3 separate regions of the Mus musculus genome follow, and all the other regions are linked to region 1. A link is a loop called in an ENCODE intact Hi-C map of the cell type or tissue named here. Cell type or tissue: heart. All regions are shown on one strand.

Region 1 (8,000 bases):
CCTCAGCCTCCTGAGTTCTAGGATTGCAGGTATGCCCCACCAGGCTTGACTTTAAGTCCTACTTTTCAACATTCAAGTATGTAAGTAGTTCCAGACAAGTATGGTAAATCCAACACTCTAGAGGCTGAGGCAGGAGGACTGCCATAAGTTCAAGGCCAGCCTGAGTTATATAGCTAACTTCTGTTTCAAAAATAACAAAAGCAGATATAAATAACCCGAGAACAGCCTGGTGGTGGTGTTGCACACCCTTAATCCCAGCACTCAGGAGGCAGGCGGAGGTAAATTTCTTGAGTTCCAGGCCAGCCTGGTCTACAGAGTGAGTTTCAGGACAGCCAGGGCTACAAGGAGAAACCCTGTCTCAAAAAACTGAAACCAAACCAAATAGCAACAAAAACAAACCCAAGAACTAGTTCTCTTCCTGTCCCAAGTGTCCTTCGCTCCACTGTCTGTGTATATCTTCAGTATGAGAGAGAAGGGCTTCCTTAGCCTCCTGGGGTCATTCAGAGAAGCCCATTCCAATAGAAATAAGACGGAAACCACATAGGTCATTCAAAGTACTTCATAACCCTTAAAAAGGTCAAAGGAGCAGGTGAATTTATTTCAATACTACATCTTGGTTCGTCCAATGAAACCACAGTTACCACTTAACTAGCAGTCAACACAAGCGAAGTATGAAAAGGACAGAGTTGACATTCTTTGTATTATTATTTGTATTTATTTGCTTATGTATATGTGTGCTAACACATGCCATACATGTAGAGGTCAGAGGACAAGTGATGAGAGCCAGTCTCTCCCTCTACCATGTGGGTCCTAGGGACTGAACCTGGGTTGTCCTCCTTGGCAGCAGGCACCCTTACCCACTGTGCCAGCTCACCTGCATTATCACCATCTGCACTGGCCATGCTGAAGGTGCTTAGAGGCCACACATGGTCAAAATGTCATCCCAGACAGGCTAATCTCCACCAGCACAGATAAACAACCCATGGAGCCAGATGTAGTACTGGGAGCACTGGGGGGCGAAGGGGAGGACGGTAAAGGCAGGAGGTTCAGGAGTTCTAAGCCAGATCCTGTCTATAAAGATGTAAGCAAAGGAATAAAGAAGGTGAGGGGAGAGACTGCTATGCTGGTGTTGTTTCTTGTCAAAGGAGGCACCAAATGTGGCTCTGCATTGCTTTGTCCAGCACAAAGAGGGACCCAAGGGTATTAGTGCCATAAACCCAGCCAAAGCAGCAGGGTTATGCCTACAATCAAAAGTGATGGAGTGCTGCTGTCCTTCTGAGACTCCGGGAACCAGCCAGCCATGAGTCTTGCAAAGTTTGCTATCAGGGACACTCTATGGGGAGATTTTTACTATGTGACTCCAGACCCCACCCTGTGGAGCTGTGGAGACCCAGGCCAATCCTCAGCTGCATACGAGTTAGGAAACAGGGCTCTTTTACTACAGTATCCTCAAGCCCGACTGAGCTATGTGTACTGTGGATTTCGAAAGGTTTGTGTGGAGCTTCTCCAGAGAATCCCTCCGTTTTGAAGATCAAGGACAGGGATGCTGCTCTCTCCACCTGCACTTTAAAGATGATGTGGTCCTGTCCTAATTCCTGACCACCCTCACGGGTGGTGTTCTCATGGACTACCTGGCAGCTGTGGGATAGAAGGTCCCTAGAGTGTCCTCCTGTGTGAGGGGTGACCTCCAAGGTCTATGTGTGGATGCTTTGGCCATCTGTGTAGAACTCACTTCTGGTAAGGACCCAGAAATAGCATGGCTATTGTTATCACAATGGATTTTAAGAACATTCCTTAGCAGCCAAGCCCAGCATACACAGTCACTGGTCACCACAAACTCATTGAGAGATGGTGTCTTAGTTAGGGTTTTACTACTGTGAACAGATATTATGAGCAAGGCAACTCTTTTTTTTTTAAAGATTTATTTATTATTATATGTAAATACACTGTAGCTGTCTTCAGACATTCCATAGTAGGGCATCAGATCTCATTGTGGATGGTTGTGAACTACCATGTGGTTGCTGGGATTTGAACTCAGTACCTTTGGAAGAGCAGTCAGTGCTCTTACCCGCTGAGCCATCTCACTAGCCCTGATCAAGGCAACTCTTATAAAAACAACATTTAATTGGGGCTGGCTTACAGGTTCTGAGGTTCAGTCCATTATCATCAAGGCAGGAACATGGCAGCATTCAGGCAGACATGGTACAGAAGGAGCTGAGAGTTCTACAACTTCATCTGAAGGCCACTAGGAGAAGGCCACTGACTTCCAGGCAGCTAGGACAAGGGTATTAAGGCCCACAACCACAGTGACACACCCACTCCAAAAAGGTCACACCTCCTAATAATGCCACTCCCTGGGCTGAGCATATATAAACCATCACAGATGGCCAAGAATGGTTGCTTCAATGCTTTTATGTGCACATACCACCTAGAGTGTTCCACAAAGTTCAGGGTTCAGAGCTTTCACACAACTTTGACCTCAAGGCTTATTTTTAGATTCTAGTGCTTGTGAGATCCATTCTCTACAACACCATGCTATTTCTATGACTATTTCAAATACAAGACTGTGTTATGCCGGGTGTGGTGGTACATGGCTTTAATCCCAGCACTCAGGAGGCAGAGTCAGCCGGATTTCTGAGTTCGAGGTCAGCCTGGTCTACAAAGTGAGTTCCAGGACTTCCAGGGCTACACAGAGAAACCCTGTCTCGAACCCCGAACCCCCCCTCCGCCCCCCAAAAAAGACGACTGTGTTCTGTTTCTCATGAGATTCTTCTGCATGGGGTGAGCATGCTTTCTACTGGAGCTGTGGACACTCTGGCACTCAGAAACAAGTCTGACCTAAGCTACTTATTTACTCCCCATCAATACAATCTTCTTAAGCTGGAAAAGGGAAGGGGAGAGAAAAGGTCTCTGACCTTAGCCTCAGCAGGCCAGGTGGAAGGGGTGACACAGAACAAGGCCCTTTCCTCTACCTTGAAAGCAATGCCACAGGCTCCCACAAGGTTGAGGATTCTGTCTCTGACCTCAGAGCTTGGAAATCCATTGTCTTCTCTGACTCCAATGTGCTCAACTCAGAGAGCATTTATGCAGCACCTGCTATCTTTAGTAAGCCCACCCCCTCCAGGGAGTCCAGAAGTAAAGACTTCCCTCTGCGAGGGCTGCTCTGTGTGTGTGTGTGTGTGTGTGTGTGTGTGTGTGTGTGGTTAGGGGGGTCTGCAGGGTATGCAACACCTGCACCTAACTCAAGTGAGATAGGATCTGGAAGGAGCCCTCAATGGATGGATAATTTGTAGGTAGATTTGTAGGTGGCTCTCTGCCTCCCTCTGCTGGCAGCGTTCCACTAGTGTGCCTCTGGCGAGCAAGAGATTCTCCAGATGGCATTTGTGTCCATCCCAAGATATTATTCATGATGCATACAAGGAAACTGAATGAAACAGTTCATTCAAGTTGGTTCACTAGATCCAGAGCCACATGACTCCCAGATCTACGAGAGAGGTCATCTTCCCCCAGAAAGAATGGAAGGGATCTCTCTAGCTATGCTGTCCACAAGCACTTCAAAATCAGAAATGGGTGCTCAGGGAGAAAGAGGGGTTTGGCAGGGCACTTTTCCAGGATCCCTGGACACAGCCAGTTTGGCACATGGCACCTTTTGCACACTGGGGTTCCTCCTGGATCTATCAAGGTCCTTGTTCTTTCCCTCCTGCCTGGACTCCTAGGGAGTCCACCCATACAATACGAATTACTACCCTTGTTTCAGATTCATGCCTTGCTGCTATGCTGGTGCTATCAGAAGCAGTTGCTGCCAGAAAACTCAATCTCTGCCCAAGGGCTTCATTAAGGTAGGCTCTACATTTGCTCCAGAAATACCACTTGCCTGGGATGCCCCAGGCTAACTCAAGCAGGCCAAACTGATCTGAAAAGCCCCTAGAACCTCCCTTACTTCCAAATATCTAGCAAATATCCCTTGGCAGACCTACAGACCCACAACCAAAGATCCCTTCCCTTTTGATACAGAGGCTCTACCCAGACTGTCCCAAAGAGCTCCTGCCCTGCTTTGACAAGTGCCTCTCAAGAGGCACATCTGGAGCTTCCTAGTGTTTGACACCTGCTCCAGGACAGAGGAGTAGCCTAATTCCCAATTGACCCTCTGTCCCAATTCCAGCCAGCAGTGCCTGGAGTACAGTTGTGCATCACCTTTGAATGTGCACTGGGAGACCTTCCTGCACTGTCTGTGCCCCTGGGTTAGTGTGATGTCAACATTCGCCTTGTGTTTTCTATTTCATCCCTACTCCCTGCTTATCACCTATAGGGTGGCTCTGTGATCTAAAAATGTCCTCTGAGACACAGAATAAGCCAAGCCTTATGCAGGACTCTGGAAACATGAAAGAGAAGCCATAGGCCAGGAAGCTGATAGTAGTGTAGTTAACAGGTATTGTACCTGGAAGGGAGGGGCCTACTGTGGATTCTGAGCCCCTGTTATCCATGACAATTCCAGAAGCCTTCAGGAAAGTCTTGGACAGGTTCTGATTACCATCTCTTTTCATGGGTGAAAAAATGCAGGTGTCTAACACCCTTGAATCTCTGGCTTCTAGAATCTTACAGTACAGTTGGACCACCCAACAAAATCCTCAAGCCATTTATCTGTTTTAGCAGCTGGGGGAGGGGTACCCAAAGGTGTGTCCGTTCCTGTGGGGAGGAAGGGCTGCAAGCCCCATTCTCAGCAGCCCAGGAGAGGGATAAAGTGCCAGGGCTTCTCTGGTTGGTACCTTCGGTCCACAGGTCAGCCCTCACTCATACCCACAGTGAGCACCCAGGGGCCTAAGATACATGGAAGGCAGGGCTGCCAAGGTGCATCTGCCTAGTATGGAGCTCCATCTGCAAACTAGCCTTGTACTATGGGCACATGAAAAAGTGAAACTGGCCTGAGGCTCCTTTCATGCTGCCTACCACTGCTCTCAGGGGTTTGGCCTGAAGCTTCAAGAAAGGATCTCCACTCACCTTGGCCACGTGGGAGCCAGCCTGGGTGGCACACTGGTATACACTATAGGGCCTGGAAACAAATGGCATACAACTCTCCTCAGCCCATCACCTCCTTATCCTTTAGGAAACCTCCCTCCCCCCATCAGTTCTTTCTACCCCTGTAGCCCTAACACACTTTTGTCTGGGACTACTCAGGGAGCCCTGTCTCCTGGGAGCTGACACTTTCTTCTCTTCAGGTTCTATGTCCATGCTGAGGGTTTGTCAGGGGCTGAGCATGGTGCCAAAAACAGAGCAGGCACAGACTATCAGGAACACTGAGGCTGGAACCACACCTGCTAGCAGGCATGAGGGACAGAGGCTCGAGGCCAAGAGACACCCTCTCTTTACCAAGACTACTACCTCTTCCTGTAGCAGTCTTCAGAGGCCTGCCCCTGGCTTCTCAGTGCCAGAAAGGAAACAGTACCTTGTGGCCTCCTGACTCAAGGAGGCCATAAGCCCTAGAGTAAGGGATGTCAAGTACACAGCATCTAGGCTAGGACTGTCCGGGGGGAATGCACTGACAGCTACATGTGGAGTTTTATACTTCCTAGTTACATTAAAGAAAAAATATATCACGTTTAATAAGAAGTTTTATTCAACCCAATGCTCTCAGAATACTCAACATTCAATAAACACTCACCAATGAATTCTTACCTATCTGGTATGCTTTATGTTCACAGTTCACAGCTCTATGTAACTGCCCAGGGGCCACCACACCAGACAGTGCAGCCTGGGAGAGGCTGACTGGGTAGCACTACAAAGAATACATGGTTACCAAGTGCTGGTCACAGTGTCAGAAGCCACAGGGAGTTCTGACACAGCCTTCATGCATGGGAGTCCTGTGTGCTCTGTAGTGCAGCCTAGGCTATAACAGCTTTGTACCAGATGCTGACTACATAGGACTCCAGGGAACTGGGGATGATGTGCCCAACTTCCAAATAAACGAAGAGTCCCCAGGCAAAGTGGAGGTACCCATGTAATGGTGGGGGCACCCATAAACTCAGGAGTCACCATTTGCCCTGCCTGCCTCAGGCAGTCCCAGTTTGTGCCCATTGCCTTTGCATATGCATTAAAGTACGCCATTCAAGTCCTCAAACTACCCAGTGGCTCTCCTGATGCCCAGAGAGGTTTCAGTCAACAGAGCAGGGCATATGGGCACAGACTGGGCCTAAAACCGGAGTCTGTCACTCAGAGGCCAGGTTAGCTTGGCTGCATGATGCCAGCCAGTCTATAGCAGGCATCGAGTCCTGTCCCTACCTTAGGATGGAGTCAGAGATGGGAGCCAGCACAGCTGTCCCTTTAACATCTCTACCCTTGGGGGCCTGAGAGTGGAGACCTTGCATTTTATTATTTATTTATTTGTTTGTTTATTTATTTAGACGAGGCCTTGCTATTATTTAGCTCTAGCCATCCTAGGGTTGGGGTTGCTGCTTCTTTTTAGGGACTTAAAGTTGAGTCTACCATGTGTTCAGAAAGAGTTTGGAAACCTGGCTCTCTAAAGATAAATGTTAGCTTTACAGAGTGACCCACAGTGCCACGTCAGAGGACATGAAGCTGGCCCTCAGTTCTCCCGGCTATGCTTGCGTGTCTGAGCGCTGGCCAGCTCCACCACACTCCCTCCTTCCCTGCCTCTGGGTTCGCCACTGACCAGGCGGCTTCGCAGGGGCACCGCCTTCTCACGCTCTCTGGAGTACAGGTGAGGGAGCCAGGCCTGGTCACTTCCCCGATGACAGCACCCACCTTTTCCGGAGAGCCTCTGCTCCGACAGACAGACCTGCTGACATCCCTGGTCTAAGTCCAGCGTTCCGCCGTGGGCTTTAGGCCGCGCCCTGCCGGGAGGAGTCGCAATGGAGTTTGAAGGACTTGGCCTCCAGGCTCTGGCTTCTCTCCTCTAGCAAAGGTTGGAGGGGAATGGGGGTGGTGGTGGTGAGAGTTCCTACTAGCACCAGGAAAGGCATTTGCTTAATCACGCGAACTGCGCCGGGCAGGCTCCAGCAAAGAGCCGTAGCCAAGCAACGGGTACAGCTCCGCGCACGCGCCTGTCCAGCCCGCAGAAGTCGACCGCCTAGCTACTCGAGCAGGGTGGCGCACGCGTAGTCGCCCCCGCCGGCAACCAAGAGAACCCAACGGAAAAATGGGGAGGGGGCAAGCGAGAGGGCCCGCTGGGGCTCTGGACTCAGCGGAACTTCTGGCTTTGGTTTTTCAAGACTGATTCTCCCCGGGGATCTGGATTGAAGAATCCTGTCCAGTCAAATCCTAGAACAGGAAGACTGTAGGACAGAACCAGCGTAACCAGGGCGACGTGAAGAGGCGGGGCCCGCGCTCCTGGCTCCGCAAGTGGGTGAGGGCGGGGCCACGGGGGTGGAGCTGTAAGTGACTGACGCAAGAGGGGCGGGCCTATGGGTGGGACGAAGAGATGAGGCGGCAAAAGACTGGAGACGAACGAAAGGCGGAGTCAAAAGGGACACTACGAAAGGCTCTTAAGGGGAATGGGCGGGGCAGCTCCTGGGGGGCGGAACAAAAGGATGAAGCAGTGCAAAACTGGACGGGAGAGGGGGCGGAGCCCAAGGGGGCGTGGTATGATTGACGCGCCGAAGACGTGTACGGAGCGCGGCCAAGAGGGCCGGGCAGGGGGGGCGGGGCAATGGGTGAAGCAGCGAAAGACTGGAAGAAGCAAGAGGAGGGGCAATTAAGGGGCGGGGCGCGCTGACGTCTCCTTCGGACACGTCGGCGGCGGCACCTGGAGCCGGATGTGCCAAGATGGCTGCGGCTGCTGCTGGGAACGCGCTAGTTCCCCCTACTGCCGCCGCCGTCGCCGGCTGGGTTTCAGTTCGCGGCGCCTGAGAAGCCAACCACAGCTCACAGGGTGAGGGCTGAGTGTATGGAGCACGGTGGAGGCCCGAGGGTGGGCGAGGCTGCGGAGGCCAAGCAGGCTCAGTGAGCATCGGGCCTAGCCCGGAGTGGCGAGCGCATTTAAAGAG
Region 2 (8,000 bases), 54 kb before region 1:
CAGCCTCAGTTCTACTGGGGTTCCTCCTCTATTAAACCCCCCTGATTTGAACAGGGCTGTTCAACTTCTCAGTGTGTGCTAGTTCACAAGATGCCCAGTCAGGCACTCATGGCCTTCCTTCCTTTTTTCCCTGGGTCTCTTGGGAAGCAACAGAAGTGACAAGTGACTCCTCAAGAGACCCACCCTAGGCTGTGTGAGCAGTTGAGGGGACCCTAGGGCCTGGATAAACTTCAGTAAGGCACTGCTCAGAACATCCCCCGGGGTCACCTGCTAGCTTTCCAGAGCCCACAGTCTGTTCTTTGAGCAGTTTGGGGACTCCTGGGGACAGGCAAATAGATGGCCTCCATCAGAGGGTAGGGTACAGGTCATTGGGCCTAAGGCCATCTGTGGGATGACAATAACAAACCTGCCCAGTAGGCCAGGCCTACAGCCTAAGTGCACATCATGTGGGCCTTGGCAGCTCACCTGCTTGGGAGCTCGGTGCCTGTCTGGGGGACTTGCCCAGGCAGCACACGCTTGGGCCTCCCCACAGTAGGAGAACAGCAGGGCCTGCTTCTAGGAGGTTTTGCTCCTTCTTAGGTTTCCTGGGCACTGGGAAGCCCTAGGCAGGCTCTCAGCCATACACAGGGCCCTTGACCTTGTAGATGGCTCAGGGAGATTCTGCCCCTTGCTTAAGGGCTAGTCAATACCCCTGTGAACCTTGCCTGCTGGCCCAGGTATATTGCCTTCGGTTTCCCTAAGTTATGTGTCAATCAGCAAGCCTTTCTGGGTATTTGGTACTGAGACCCAGCAGGGCCAGGACCTTCCACAGAGACCCAAGCAGACAAGGTATCACCAAGGCTTAGCTGACAAGGGTTTTTGGGAAGAAAGCCCAGAACTGAGAGGGCATCTTGCAAGACAGGGGTCCTGGAATGTGCTTTCACACTGGCACAGCTGGGGTAACCAACACCAGTCACAAGGGAGCCAGCCCTGGCCTGCCTGTCTGGAACAACAGTTCAGGCCATTGAAAGCACATATGGAGATATAGTCAAACCTCTGAAAAATGTTCAAAGCAGTACTTAAAGTAGAAAGAGTAGACTGGAAGCTACTGACTTAGTAGGGGGAAAACTGAGGCCTAGAGCCTTGAAGGGCCCAAAGTAAGCTAGTCAGTTAGTAGCTATGATTCAGAGTCCAGGGATCCAGCTCAGGGGTCCACCAGAAGACAGACACGCTGTGGTGGACACAGTGGTCAGAAGGAAGCACCCTTTAGGTTGGACACTTCTTGGATCGCTAAGTCCAAGCGTTGTAAGCAGTGGGATTCCGAGGGTGGTGATCTGGAATGTTCCTGTAGCTGCCTGTTCTGACAGCACCCCACTCAGGACAGAACACTCACACCCTGGACCACTTCATGCTTGCACCCCTTCCCTGTGTTGTCCTCTTTGTCACTCCACCCAAGCATACCATGTGCCCTGAACTGGCTTGACTGACAGTTACTCTCCTAGGGACATCTCTGAGCCTCTCCTGAGAACTGGGTAGTCTCATTCTACCTGCACCCTAACTTCTGGGTCCCACAAGGCACAAGGTGAGATCCTGCAGGAGGGAGAGGCACCTGTAGCCCAGGCTCCGGAGGCCTAACCCCCCTGGTACTCCTGGGACTCTATGCTGCCCATCATACCTGCATACAGACCTGCTCCCTCCAGGACAACCAGGCCATGCTGGTCTGCATTCATGATGCGATGCAGATGCAGGTGGTTACAATGTTACAGGTCTATCAGCAACAGAACATCTGAGGCTGAGTGAGTATTTAGCAGGAAGAGTGACAGCTTTGGTTTTGGTGTGTGTGTGTGTGTGTGTGTGTGTGTGTTGTGTGTGTGTGTGGTGTTGTTGTTGCTGTTGTTTCTGTTGGTTGGCTGGTTGTTTTTACCCTCCAAGCCCTTTTCCTGGTAGACACAGGACTAGAAGGACCAATATCTCCTGTCTACTGTGTGAAACAGCTTCACACCCACTTGCCAAGAACTTGAGCCCTGCCCCCCACCCAGGCCATTTTTCTGGCTCAGCTGTCCCAGGGTTCCACAGCTAAGTTCTCCTGCCTGTGTGGTTGGCCTCTACTTATAAAAAGAGCCAACAAGTGTTTGTGTTCAGCTGGTCTGCTGTGCAGCCATACTCATTGCTAGACAAAGACAGTGGAAGAGATACAGACACCCATGGACAGACGGGATGGCAGGTAGGCAGATGTCGCCAGGTCAGCGCAGGTCTCCAGACTCCAGAAGGATAAGGCCTTCTTTGTATCCAAGTCAGGCTGCCTGCTGACAAAGCTGGAATATAGTCGACACATAAGCAGTTAGAGGCCTTCAGGACCCATCTCAGAAGAGGCACTTGCAGTCAGGCGTTCCTTCTATGGAACTGCTCTCTGGAGCTGCAGATCTCTTATATAAATATTTCTGTAGCATTGGGCGCTTTTTCTCTCGGGTACTGACCCCATGCTGCTAACCCCCAGGCTTGAGGCCAGTTTCTGAGAGGAGCAGGAGATGGGGGCTGGACAGCTGTTGGCACTGGCCCTTTAGTGCCTTTCAGGAACAGGTGTGTCAAGGGAGATGGGAGGGTCCTAGGACAATATAATCTGGGGCCCTTATTCCTTGTTGAACTCACCACCGTGTTTTAGGATGGGGAGGTGTTGTTCGTTCCAGATTCCATTGAACTTTAACTGCAAAGGGATAAGGAAGGCATCTTGGACGCCCAGTGCTAAGCAGCTTAGCACAGGATGTCCAAACATCAAGGTGGAGATAAAGCATGAGAGGCTGTGTTGACGCTAGCAGTCATTGTACTGGAACTCTGCACTTTCCCAGGCCACCTAAGTCGGACACAGCCAGGGACCAGTGAGAAGGGTGACCGTGGAACGTCTAGACTCGGGTTCCTGCTGGGAATCGAGAGCGCAATCTGTCCAGCAAGGCACTAGTCCTTGGGGAGTTCCCTTAGGGAGCCCCGAACTCCCTTCTACAGAGGCTGCGGGCGCGACGCCATCATCGTTTAAGGTCAAGCGTTCCGGAAGTCATGGCTAAGAGTGCCTGGCCTCAATCCTCCTGATGCCTATAGCCGAGACCAAACAGCTCCCAGGAGTGGAGCCCTAGGGACAGGACACGCGCAACGCTGCCAGGGCGCCACATTTAAACTCCTGCCCCAGGATTCCCCCCAAACTTGACTTCAGCTGCTCCTGCCCACGGTCCTAGACCTAACTCCAGGATGGAGCTGGTTCCCCGTGCAGCTTTCCTTTCCCACAAGACCCGTACCTCCTCTACTATTGAAATGCAAATTCTGGCCAAATGTCGCAGAGGGCGGCTACACACAAAGCCTGATCCTTCCGCAGCGCCAGCTCAAACTTTTGGTCTCTGTAAACTTTCGAACAAGAAGTAGTTCCTAGATGCCCATTCCATACACCCCTCCATTCCTCCTTGTCTTGCGAACCATAAGATCCTTAGATCCTGGCTCGGGACGCGCTCCCTAGCCCGGACAGGCGCAGAACCCACCAAAGCGCTGGGAGGGACAGGGTCCACAAGGGGGTAAGGGTTCGCAGGAACCAGGGGCGGAGCCCGCTGGGATGGGGCGGGGCAGGGGCGGGCCCCCATAGGGGCGGAGCGCCCGCCCGCTCAGAGCCTCACTAGTGCCTCTGCCGCGGGAGGGAGCGCAGGGGCGTGGGGCGCAGGGCGCGGGCGCTGGGCGCGGGTGCGAGCGCAGTGAAGGAACGAGCCCGGGTGCCTTGTAGGGCCCAGCGCCGCTGAGAGCCCAGCGCCGCCCACCCGCCAGGAAAGAGGGCATCAGAGGGTGGACGCCTGCGGGACCGCCGGTGGTGTGCGTCAACGTCCGATCCCCGCCGGCCACCCCAAGAGGCCGCCGCCCGGGCTGCGGGCAGCTGGCGAGCAGGCATGCCACGGCTCCTGACGCCCTTGCTCTGCCTAACGCTGCTGCCCGCGCTCGCCGCAAGAGGTAGGCTCCCGCGAGCCCGCAACTTCGGGCGCCTTTCAGAAACTTCTGTTGCGCCCTGCGCACGCTTTGGGTAGATAGGAGTAAGGGACCAGCTGCCAGAGTTGAGAGCCAGAGCGGGTGGACGGGACCGTGGGACCTGGTGTCCTGGCGTGTGAGGAGGACCCTTCTCTTTCCAGGGGTACCCACTTTTCTCATAGCGCCCAAAGACGCTGGAAGTGTGGTATGGGGCCCCGGAGGCCCAACCCTGGCTCGCACTTGGGTAGACGCTCCTGGGGCTCGCCGCGGGGGCGGACATGCTGCTTGCGCCTCTACTTTTCGATTTGAATCGAATCGGTTTTGGTTTCCTGTTGCTTCTTGGGACCATTTATTTTCATTCTTCTTTGCCTCCGGCCCGTGCTAGGGCGGATGTTGGGGTGCAGTGTGAGGTCAGGGGCGCTATACTCTCGTTGCTTACTTAGAGCGGGGCAGAGACGATGTGCCCTGGACTCCTAGTATGGGGTTTTGGGATCGCTGTCCCCTAGCCGGAATCAAACTTTCGAAGAGGGGCGATGTGCAGGCGGCTTGCTGCCTAGGGTGGGCGTGGGACTGACTCATTTCGGAAGTTTGAAAATCCTGTGCTGATTGGAACGGGAGCCGGAGAGGGGAGCCCTTATTTCCCTTCCGGCTTCACAGAACGGGGTACTCCTGTTGTAGTAACCAACTGCACTCTTCTCCCAGTAATCGAAGGAGAGAACTGCCTGCCCTTTCCTTAAAAGTGGGGTTTTATGTGACGCTCGAGCTCAGCCCTACATCGAGGCTTAATTTTTAGAGCTCTTTAAGATGGCGTGGGAGGGGCTTGATTAATAATAGCCCCTTCCCGAGAACGGGGTGGAATTCCTTCTAAGTGGGGTTTCTAAGACCCCCTCCCTGGGTGCGGCGGGGGCTGCCCCTGGAGATGCCTGCGAACAGGTATTGGGTGTCGGAGTAGGCGGGGCAGGTCTCCGGGTGCGGCCCCGCTGCCCCAGGAGGCGGCCCTGGCGCGACAATGGGCCGCTCTGATTCCCGGGCCGGCGCTTTGTTGGAGGGCGGGGTGGCGGGCTCCGCAGCTGTCGCTTTTTCCCACGATCCGGGGAGCTGAGTGTGGCCACCCCCTCCCTCCTGCGGTCCCCTCGTATCTTGTGTTTGAACTGAGGCAAGGGTGGAGGCTTGTCGGGGGGCTTTGCTGGGCACCTTAATCCCCTCCCACTTTGGCTGTGTGGTTAGAAGTTTGGGAGAATTTGCTAAGTCTTTCTGTTGCCGTCCACTTCGCCTCACTATGAGTGGGGCGGTACACCTGCCACCTAGCCAGCCTATCCTTTCCCCACTAGTTTTTGACTACAATACTGTGAGCAGAACATTGATTCGTAAGCCGCCCCCCCCACCGCGTCCCGCACCCCCTCAGGACTGCCAATAACTCTAGTGCATAGGCACCATGGCTTTAATCTCCGTCCACCATCAGGACTATAAGGAGTTAGGTGCCCAGAACCAAGCCTGACCTCTCTCTTCTGACCTTCCCCCAGGCTTGAGATGCTCCCAGCCAAGTGGGACCTGCCTGAATGGAGGGAGGTGCGAAGTGGCCAACGGCACTGAAGCCTGTGTGTGAGTACCGCCCCTGAGGGGACCTGTTGCTTTTGTCAGAGCAGAGCCCCTGCCTTCTGGGGACAGAACACTGGGCTATTGTCTTCGGAAGACAGCCCCGAGGCTGAGTGCAGTCACGTGCTGACTTTTATTGGACAAAGTCTGGCAATTACTTAATCACCAGCAATTATGCCGCGTGTGGAGCTACTCTGGCCCCTGGAGGTTGGCACACTCCTTCGTGGGCCCTCAGGCTCCTGGGAATTCTTGGTGCCCTAGTTCTTATTTAAAATGCTTGAGAAACAGTTGTTTTGGATGATGAGCATTCGTTCTGGGACACTTACCGAGAGAGTCTGAGACCCCCACCCCCTGTCACCTGGGATCCCTCTTCCTGAGCAGGAGTGCACTAGGAAGGAAATTGACCCGTGTTGTTGGTTTGTGTTCTGGTTTTGTTGGTGGTGCTTTTTGTTTTTTTTTGTTTGTTTGTTTTTTTGTATCAGGATCTCACTATGTAGCTCTGGCTGTCCTCAAACTCACTATATAGACCTTGAACTCAGGAATCTGCCTGCCTCTGCCCAGTGAAAAGTGCCTATTTTAAGACAAGACCCACCTCTGGACTCTGTGCCACGGGCCCTTGTCCTCAGGTCACCAACTGTGAAATGGGTATGACTTGGGGATGGGAAGGTCTGCTCCATGTTGGGAACTCCTTTTGGGAAGGATCCCGGCCAGGTTGCTCTCAAGGACTAGGCAGCTGGGGGAAGTCTCTGCTTGGCGCTAGGGCTAGCGCCCTTCAACTTGAGTTCCTCCCTGATGAGACTAGCAAGGTGCTGGAGGCTAAGGCCTCCCCTGGAGGCTGGAGACAGAGAAGGCTCCAGCCTACATGGCACGCCCTCATTCCAACTGCTGAATGGCTCATCCCCTTGACAACGGGTGCTGCTGCCTCCAGTACCCAGCCTGTGGGCTGCAGCCCCACCTCCCTGGCTGGCCCGCCCTGTACTGAAGCCAATTAAGCAGGTCTGTGAGCAGTTTATTGGACAAAGCCGATTGTGCCTCTGTCAGACACTAATGAATGCACACTACTTTTTTTTTTTTTTTGCTTTTTTTGGGGGGGGCCTTTTCTCCCCCTTGCAGAAGCCTCACGGACGCTTGATGCCCTAAATCTTATTTCCTTCCATTCAGAGGCCGACAGCTGGGATTCAGTAGAAGGGCAGCAGCTATTGTTGGGAGGCGATTAATGCTGTGTGATTAATTATGCGTGGCTTCCCAGAATGTACAACCCCCTTCCTCGCCTCTGTGCTCCTTGGTCTGCCTGCCTCACTGGCAGGGCGGGCTGAAAGGTTTCTTCTGCTCAGCACTTGGAGGGGTCCTGCCAGACTGGGGCAATTGAGGGTAGTTTCTTCTTAGCCCCGCCAGGAAAGGGGCACAGCCTGGTCTGCTGCCTGCCAGTCACTTGGTAGAGTTGTGCATGGGGTACAGTCTGTTTGCTGTAGTCCCACTAATAGCTTGTATCTTAGTATCTGTATGGACACCTTTCAAGCCAAAGGCCCAATGGTGCTGTGCTTTCTTCCCCACCTCCCAAACTTGGGGAAGCTGCTTGCAAATCCCTTGCATTACAAGCCAGGCCACTGAAAGGCTCTTGGTGCCAGGCCTTCTGTCTTGCACTAGATCCTAAGGCCCTTCCTCCTTGGCAGAAAACTTGCTTCAGTTTGGCTCAGAGTTCCACTGAGTTCTATCCACAGAGGCCCCATTGTGCTCACTCCGTAAGTCCAGTGAGATGAAAGAGATATGCTCACTTCTGGTCAGCAGAGCTGGAGGCCAAGGCTACAGCCAGGCCTGGCTGGTGATAGGCACAGGTCTGGGCGCACTGTGCAGTTTGGGGGGCTTTATAGCCAATCCATAGAGGGGTCCAGTGTCACTGTGTAGGCTTGGGTGATTGAGGGTCCCATCCATTCCATGGTGTTGTCTACTTCTTCACATGGCCTCAGGAGGCCTATCCAAGAGTTTGCCAGAGCATACACAGAGGGATCCACCACTCCTGACTGGGGAAAGGCAGTTCGCTTTTTCCTCAAAGGAACCTAAAGGAGAAATTGAGGGTAGTCTACAAGCTTGGAGCCTGTAGACCTCTGTCACACCTAGCCATGATCCTGATTGTTTACGGCTTCTTGTGCTGCCTACTCTGAGAAGGGCCTGAGAACTATGGAGTCATAGGACAGTGAATTAGTGCTTGGTAAAGCATCTCTTCTACCCAAACGGAGAACCTACCCCGAAAGCTGCGGGGCAGGGAGTTTCAGGGCTCAGGATTGCAAAGTAATCCTCTTGGTACCAAGTGCCTTCTCTTCAGTACTAGTACCATTGAGGTTTAGCTAGCCAGTGATCATATAGGAAAGGCCTGGCTTGTCCTGTAGACAGAGAAGAGTCTTTGCAGCTGCTATGCTTTGTGGGATATC
Region 3 (8,000 bases), 120 kb after region 1:
TCACCACGTGTCTGACCCGCACAGGGACAGTCAGCAGTCTGAATGAGGTCACTCAAGTGCCTTTGCCTGATTAGTACTCTAGGCAGTCCCTGACTGGCTCCCTCCAGGCTCCCAGCGGCCCCGCCCACAGAGTATGACGATGCCGGGTACTCTGGCTGCTGGCTGCTTAGGAAGAAGCCCTTTCTTGTCTTCTTGCCCTGTGGTACCACTAGGATCATGGGAGGGAGGGGCTCTAGGAGACCAAAGAGTCTTGCTCTCTCAGGGACCCACCAGCCCTCTGCCATTGGTGGTCCAGGCTACTACCTATCATTCTGGCAACCTTTCCGTTGCCTTTTGTGGTGGTTTGAACAAGAATGATCCTCATAGAAATGGCTGAATCCCAGAGAGTGGAATTTTCTTATAGCAAAAAAAAAAAATTTTTTTATATTTGCACAGGACTATACAGCAAACAACCATGTGGTTGGATACATGGAGTTCTCACATATTTCAGTCAGTTATCAAAGTAAACTATTTTTTATAGGACTTACAGTTAACTATTTGGGTTGTATGAAAATGCAGTCCTTGTCCTTTACAGAGCTTGCTTCCATCCATGTGCCACTTAACATGAGTGAGGAAAACCCATTTATGAAGTACAATGACAGTTGACCCAATCACTCTGTCAATCAAACCACTCAGGCTAGTTTGTACTAGCAGAGTTTTGTTTCTATTTTTATTTTATTAACTCTATTTTTTTAATACGGATTTTTCAGTGAGGGGCTTTTTCAACCCTGTTGGTTCTATTTTCTTGTTTGTTTGTTTGTTTCATTTTATTTGCTTCATAACTTAAACCAAGTCTCTTCCAGTCTTCTATATTAGTTCCTAATTTTGTGCTGACAGGCATGTTTATAAGAACTGGCGAGGTAATTTATTGGAATGAACTGACTGGCTCCCTGCCCTCCCTTCCTTTTTTGACAGGAATTTTACTACTTCACAAATGGAGAATGATGCTACAAAGTTACCATGGTGAAGCTGACAAATACCACTCAAATGATGATGACATAGAAGTACCTTCCTCCTGCTGCTCTGATCCCATAATTGGTTACTAGATGATGTTTTCTGACATGGATTTCGATTTTGGGTACCTGTTACTTTGGCACTATTCTTTTTTTTTTTTTTTTTTTTTTTTTTTTTGGTTTTTCGAGACAGGGTTTCTCTGTGTAACCCTGGCTGTCCTGGAACTCACTCTGTAGACCAGGCTGGCCTCGAACTCAGAAATCCCCCTGCCTCTGCCTCCCAAGTGCTGGGATTAAGGCATGTGCCACCACTGCCCAGCTCTTTGGCACTATTCTTATTTGCCTCTTATATTTTTGCCAGTATACTATACCTCAACCTTATTTGAAATACACAAGTCTAATTAAAGAATAGTCATAGAAAAATACGTAAAATGATGTTTTATAATTCATCCCCCATGTCCAGTTTGGTTAGTTTGTTATGTAATAGAAGTGAAATATCAGGTTTTTTTTCTCCTGTGCCCCTTTTTATCATTAAAATGAACACAAAATGTGGAAGAAAAAAAAAGAGGCGTGGTCTTGTTGGAGGAGGTGTGGCCTTGTTGGAGGAGGTGTGGCCTTGTTGGAGGAGGTGTGGCACTGAGAGTGAGGTTTCAAAAGCCCATGCCAAGCCCTTTCCCCCGCCTCCTTCCTGTAACTTTTGGATCAGATGTGCACTCTTAGGTGCTTTCCCAGTACCATGCCTGCTTGCCTGTCACCACACTCCCCACCGTAATGATTACAGGCCAAACCACTGAAACTGTTACTAAGCTCCCAATTAAATGCTTTTTTCGTAAGAGTTGCCTTGGTCATGGTGTCTCTTCACAGCAATAGAACAATAACTAAAATACCCCTGATCCCTGGTATGCCCCAGTGGAGTCCATCTGTGCCCCAGAACTCTGGACACCCTGGCTCTCCTCACATCACACTGCAATGCAGTTCTGTGTCCGCCTGACTCTCTACTCCCACTATGAGCCTTCCTGGGCAGTGAGTGGTGTGGTCTCTCCTGGACCCAAATCAAGGACGAGTAGGTGCCCAGATCGGGTATAGCCTCTTCTCTTACTCAGTAGCTGTTAATGGCTTCCTTTCTGGGAGACCTACTCTGTGTCCTGAACTGTCTCCCCCACCCCCGAGTTTCTCTTGCTACATCCCTGTTCAGAGCTGCCCTGACTACTGTACCTCATGCTGAGACTAGAGACATGAGGAAGCACATTTCAGCCCCCGAACCACTGCTCACCTTGTGCCTCATAGCCAGCCAGATCTGGCTTCTCCGCTGCTGCTGGGCTAGTCAGCCGGCCCAGGGCCAGCTGCAGGTGGGCAATATTCATGCGGGCTGTCAGTTCTCCGTTTCGGTCTCCAATCTGAAGCAAGCAGGGGTGGGGAGACAGGCGGCAGGTCAGACTTGGGACTGTGATCTCTGAGTGTTAGTGACAGGGCTCTTGCACACCATCCTTGGCCTGCTGGACAGCCTGGGCTGACCTCAGACCCTTGGCTTTCTGAGCGAGCCAGTCCTTCTCTACCAGAACTTGACTCTGAGTGTATTCCTAGGTGTTCTGGACAGCCTCTAGTCCATCCCAGAATGCTTAGGGTCTTGGGAAACCTCCTGTGAGTGGTCAGCTTGGCCTTCTCGTGGAGTGAGCCTGTCTCAACCATAGGGAACTGTCTTCTCCTAGGGCCCACAAGCCTCAGGTTCCAATACTGAGGCTCCATCAGGGGATCCTCTTGAGTACAAACCCAACATGAAGAACACAGGGAACCATGAAGCTCAGAAGTTTTTGGAGACCTCTGTTTGCACTCATGGGGAAGTGAGGCTAACACCATGCGAAGGAGTCTTCAGACAGAGTCTCCTCTGCTCTGGACCATCCTGTTCTTGTGAGAAGTTCCTTTTGATGCTGTAGGGGCTTGAGATCCACCCTTAGTTAGGAGGACTAGGTTTCTCTCGGATGTCCCTGCACTGTCCGCAGTAGGAGGGGACTGAACATAGAGAAGGGACCACTCAGCTTCCTAGAGAGGTATCACAGGGTATTCCTGGGCAATAGAACCTGTCTCCCTGGTCCACCTCCAAGAGGTTACTCCCAGCATCCCCGATACCTTACACGGCCCAGTTCCCTAGGGATTGGAGAATGGAATCCACACAGGGGACACCAGCATTCTAAGTGGAAAACAGATCCTTGCTCCCCCCATTGACCCACTGGCCCTGGTACACACAAGTGGGAACTGTCCTCTTAGGGATCCAGTGTTCAGAAAGGGTGGTTGGGAACAAGCACACGAAAGGAGACAATGTGCTGCCGAGGCACCAGTAGAGACCTAGGGGAGTAGGCCCGGCTCACCTCCTGGGAGATCTGCAGATGTTTCTTGGCAAAGGTCAAGGCCTGTGCAGGGCTCCCCATGGACACATAGGCGTTCCCCAGGCTCCAGCATGCTCGGCCCTCTCCCACCCTGTGGAAAGTTAGACAATCACACCTGCCTCCCAGGTCTGCCTACTGCCCCAAGTCCCCGATCCTCCCACAACCCTGGTACACAATGTACCATCAGCACAGGGTTTCCTCAGCCAAAGGAGCTCGTTGGCCCTGGCCACAGTGCTCACTGGTCCACCCCCTTGAGGGAGATAAACCTAAGCGTGTTACCAGCTTACCCTGGGGCCAGTTGGGCCTGCAGAGCCCAGCACTTGTATACTGTTGCGCAAGGCCTGGTTCGCCCCCTAGTGGCCAGCAAGTGCCTCCCTGTAGCCTGCTCCATGCTCCCTTACCCAGGTCCAAAGTGAACCATGCATTCAGGGATAGTTCGCTGTTTCTGTCGCTATTCCCACTATCTCTACCTAGTTCCAGGACACTTCCATTATCTGTCCCTCCCACAGAAGCCCTGGGGACAGGGCAGCTCTTCGAGGATACCTCCTGTTATAGCTGCCCCCAGGTCTGTGGCTCTGAAACCCTGCTACATCCAGATCTGCACAGAAGGCTATTCCAGAGCTGGGAAGTCACGGGCCCCTACAAGCCTTGGACCTACCTATTTGCTTACACTGTTTCCCACTGAGGGATTGGCTGAGGGCCTATGTGGGAGGTCGCTCCCAGCATGCATGCTGTGGCCCGCAGGGGAGCGTGCACTCAAACCCAGGCTGTCACTGTAAGCCAGGCCCAGCCAAGACCTTGTTTTCACAAACCTATCAGCCAGCTCCTGGGCAATGACTAGGTGCCGCAGGTGGTACTCAGCAGCACGCTCGTAGTCCTGTAGCAGTGTGTAGGTGTTGCCCAGGCTGTAGCAAGCCTGAGCCTCCACTGCCTGGTCCCGGAGCTGCCGAGACAGCTGCAGCGTCTTCCTGTGCAGAATGGGAGAGTCAGTCCCTGAGGGGAGTGGCAATGTCTCTTCTACATCAGGAATGTTCATCTTGAAATGGCCACTGCACTCAACTCACAGCACCAGATGCGTGTGGGTGCATGGGTTCCCGTTGGCTAAGGAGTTAGCTAATTGTGACACTGGCTAATATCACTAACAGCTCTGAGCAGATGATATTTACAGGGATTCAGTGTCTGTATCTCAGAACTGAGATGAGCATGAAGTACCTGCTCCATCTAGTGGCCACCCCTCTACCCAGGAAGCAGCTGACTAAGAACTGTGACACAGGTCAGGGACACCCAGGAGCTTCATGCATCAGCCTTTTTGGCTCCTGGGACTGCACCATGGGAGTGGCATCTCTGTAGCATGGTGCTCAGTATACCCCAGGACTGTCTTCCCTGCTCACTTGTAATGTTCAGCAGCCACATCAAAGCGCCCCAAGAAGATGTGAGCATTGCCCAGGTTGCTGTAGGCCCTCCGCTCAGCTGCCTTGTCCCCAAACTCCTTGGCGATGGCCAGGCGCTGCAGATAGATCCAAACCCCGAGGTCATCACATAGCCCTGCAACCCCTAGGAACACAGTCAGGGAGGGATGCCTCTCCACCCAAGGTGCTAGCTTAATGTCTAAGTGTCCAGGGGAGTAGACTAGGACCACAGGACGAAATACAACAGGAGCAAGGGGCTCAGTGATGTTCCAGCCCCATGCCGTTGAGGACTGTGAGGGGAACCTGAAGCCTTCCTACTGCAGCATCCCCGCCCCGGTACCCAGGCCCAGCTCACTCACCTCTTTGTGGAAGGTTGTGGCCTCCGTGAAGTTTCCCAGTAGGTAGTGGGTGTTACCCAGGTTGCCATAGGCCCTGCCCTGGGCCGCCCGGTCGCCTAGTTCCTTCACCAAAGACAGGTTCCTCCTAGGGGGCCAAATCTTTGAGAGCTATGTCCTTCCTAGCACCAGGAAGTGGCTACATAGCTTCCTCCTGAAGCTGGACAGTACTGAGTGGCTCTCCCAGGAGCATGTGGAGGGAATGGGATCCTTGCCTCAAATGACACTGGAGCCTTGGGGCTGGAAGATTGGTCAAAGCCTACCATGCATAAGAGGTGTGTGTGAGGAGAAGTGCCCACAGAGCAGTAGGGCTATCTATATGTGAGGGTGTTTTGTGTCTGGGAATCCTGCCCAGCCCCTTACCAGGCACACACTGGCTCAAGAAGTATTTATGGAACGCAGGGGCATTCAGATAAGCCTAGCCCCATCAGCCCTCACCCTGTGGTGCCAGCCCACCACACTCACTCACTCATAAAACTCAGAGGCCCTGTGCAGTGTCTCGCGGACATCAGGTGGCAGGTGCCCGGGGTCCTGTGCAGCATTCCAGGAAAGCTGTTTGCCCTTGGCGTGGTACACATTTCCAATGTTGTAGAGTGCTCTCGCCTCCCCAACCTGTGGGCAGCAGTGAGGTAGAGGCTCGACAGCCCCCCGGGAACTCACACCAAGGTGTGATTGCAGGAGCTGTGTTCTAGTCCCATGGCCTGCTGAGTCCCGAGGAAGGGCAGATCCAGTTCTACCCTCTCCCTCTCTCTCCTCTGCCAGCTGGGTGGCAGAGGTGGCTGGGCCTAATAACGTTTGAGGGTAAGAGCCCCAGCAGGGATGGAAAGGGTAGAGGACCCAAGGGTCCGACCACTTACCTTGTCCCCCTGCTCCTGGGCAATGTCCAAGTGTCGTTGGCAGCAGACGATTGCCTCATCGAATCGGCCTAGGACCTTGAGTGTGTTGCCCAGGTTCCCACTAGCCTTGGCCTCCCCCATGCGGTCACCAATGGTCCTGGAGGGCAGGAAGGAGTGAGGAGTCAGTTGGGTCTAGTTGGGCCCTGAGATGAGCAAGAAGCCTCAGAGGGGAAAGACAGACAGTGAAAAGTTAGCTCTACACATGCATTGGTGATCCAGCAGCTGCGTCAGGTCCGTACTGCGTGCTGAGGACAGAGAAGTGGGGAGGATTGCTGGTGGGGGGTCGCCAGCATGCCAGAGCTGGGGGAATTCTGCGCCCTGTCTATGCAGTCAGGATGGCTCTGAGGCATCTGTAGAAGCTGGGTTAAATGTGGAGTGAGAGGGAGGCCCTGCAGGAAACAGTAGGAACCAAGAGTCAAAGGCTAGACAGGACTGGAGGCATCAAGATAGAACCTAGGAAACGGTGGGAAATGTGCAGAAGGGAGACCATAAACCTCCAAGGGGTCAGAGTTCACAGGGAGAACAGAGGGTTCCCCTGGAGTAAGACCATACCCTACAGAGAAGATGACAAGAGTAACTGGAACCCAAGACCACAGAAAAGGAATAGCTATGGGTGGTAGAGATACAATCTCAGGAAGAAAGAGTCACACCAAGCCAGAGATAACTCAGAGATAGACACATGTTCATACACACACACAGGCACACACACATATACGCAGGCAAACATACACATACACTTGCATACATATACACATGCAGACAGCACACACATATCCATGCACATACATATATTTTAACTTGAATGCTGACCTCTAAGGGATTCACAGATTCCCCGTCCTAGGTCAGGCCCTCCTGTTGGGCTCTCCAGGCACAGATACACCTGTTGCATCCAACCTCCCCCAAGGGCAGGGGACTCCACACACAGGGGACCAGGACAATGCCATCAGGCCACAATCCACCAGTACTTACCGTGCCAGCAGCAAGTCATGTTTGTGGAACTGCAGGGCCCGGGCATACTCCTTCAGGTAGAAGTAGGCATTGCCCAGCTGGCTGTAGATGGCACTCAGTGTCTTCAGGTCCTCAGTGCCCACCTGCACAGCAGCCTCGAAGAAAGCCACACCTGCCTTGAAGTCCCCCGCCTTGCACAGCCGCTCCCCTTCCAGGGCCAGCTCTAGACAGGAGGCCTCCATCCTAGGCAGAGAAGGAATACCATGGTCCACCCCTTGGCACACTCTATGGTTGCAATGAGACGATGTCCCTCAGCAGCTGTGCCCCGTCACAGCTTTGTTCACAGATATGGCAGCTGGGAGTTCATGCTCAGAGCAGATCCTGGACCCAACAGTGCCCCAGCGGTGTAGCTTGCCTTCTTGGTTCCTATCTTTTGTTCTTATTGTTTCTGAACAGGGTTTCTCTGTGTAGCCCTGGCTGTCCTGGAACTCACTCTGTAGACCAGGCTGGCCTCGAACTCAGAGGTTCACCTGCCTCTGCTTTCCAAGTACTGGGATTAAAGGCGTGAGCCACCACTGTCCAGCAATCCCTGCCTTAATATCTAGCCCTTACCACCATGTGCCAAGAACAGCCTGGGTCTGAAGGTTTCATATGTAGGATTACAAGCTCTTTGGGCTGTGTTGACAAGTAGAAATATCCTGTGGGAAGCTGTGCCAGAGAAGTTCCCTCAGACCTGAACAGTGCCACCCCCATCCCCAAAGTCCCCACCCTAGGCTGCTCCTGCACCCGTGGCCTGGGGATTTGAGGACCCAAGTGTTTGCTCCAGCTTCAGAGCAAGCTGTCTTTTTTCTCTTCCCTGTTTGAGTCAGGGTCTCTAGGTTGCCGGCCCAAGCAATTCTCTTGCCTTGGCCTTCCCAGAAACTAGAATAACAGACATATTGCATTGGGCCCAGCTCAGAACTGAATATTTTTAAAG

The links. Hi-C counts contacts between places; a loop is a spot of excess contacts. Peaks named below come from ENCODE experiments on the same cell type or tissue, not always from the same donor. Only the 100,000 strongest peaks of a DNase experiment are listed, where the experiment ranks them.
Region 2: a loop joins it to region 1, with 2.0 times the contacts of the local background. A loop is called at or near these places in 12 of 42 quality-filtered maps.
Region 3: it touches region 1 in a loop (2.2-fold over the local background); 6 of 42 quality-filtered maps call a loop at or near these places.

The regions. Positions count from the first base shown.
Region 1 is chr2:26,444,960-26,452,959 of GRCm38, reverse strand. Sec16a (SEC16 homolog A, endoplasmic reticulum export factor) reads left to right here and starts at 7,744. Exons shown (of 30, transcript NM_153125.2): 1 at 7,744-7,885. It overlaps 0610009E02Rik (RIKEN cDNA 0610009E02 gene), which reads right to left and starts at 7,036. Exons shown (of 3, transcript NR_152209.1): 1 at 6,760-7,036. In heart, CTCF peaks have their summits at 3,342 (motif pointing left) and 7,825 (motif pointing left); DNase peaks (open chromatin) are centred at 3,289, 6,089, 7,069 and 7,579; H3K4me3 peaks cover 2,350 bases; H3K27ac peaks cover 3,088 bases.
Region 2 is chr2:26,499,458-26,507,457 of GRCm38, reverse strand. It overlaps Notch1 (notch 1), which reads left to right and starts at 3,636. Exons shown (of 34, transcript NM_008714.3): 1 at 3,636-3,960; 2 at 5,499-5,577. The coding sequence starts at 3,900. Gm35978 (predicted gene, 35978) reads right to left here and starts at 3,531. Exons shown (of 2, transcript NR_132655.1): 1 at 2,629-3,531; 2 at 2,111-2,294. In heart, a CTCF peak has its summit at 3,640; DNase peaks (open chromatin) are centred at 2,997, 3,597, 4,987, 5,567 and 6 weaker places; H3K4me3 peaks cover 5,188 bases; H3K27ac peaks cover 7,021 bases; H3K27me3 peaks cover 2,968 bases.
Region 3 is chr2:26,321,681-26,329,680 of GRCm38, reverse strand. It overlaps Gpsm1 (G-protein signalling modulator 1 (AGS3-like, C. elegans)), which reads right to left. Exons shown (of 14, transcript NM_153410.5): 2 at 7,046-7,267; 3 at 6,038-6,173; 4 at 5,650-5,792; 5 at 5,145-5,268; 6 at 4,768-4,883; 7 at 4,189-4,344; 8 at 3,359-3,467; 9 at 2,266-2,389. Among named protein-coding and RNA genes, the nearest start is that of Gm52505, 6.4 kb to the right of the region's middle. In heart, CTCF peaks have their summits at 3,741 (motif pointing left) and 4,603 (motif pointing left); DNase peaks (open chromatin) are centred at 100, 3,640, 4,060, 4,600 and 1 weaker place; H3K27ac peaks cover 218 bases.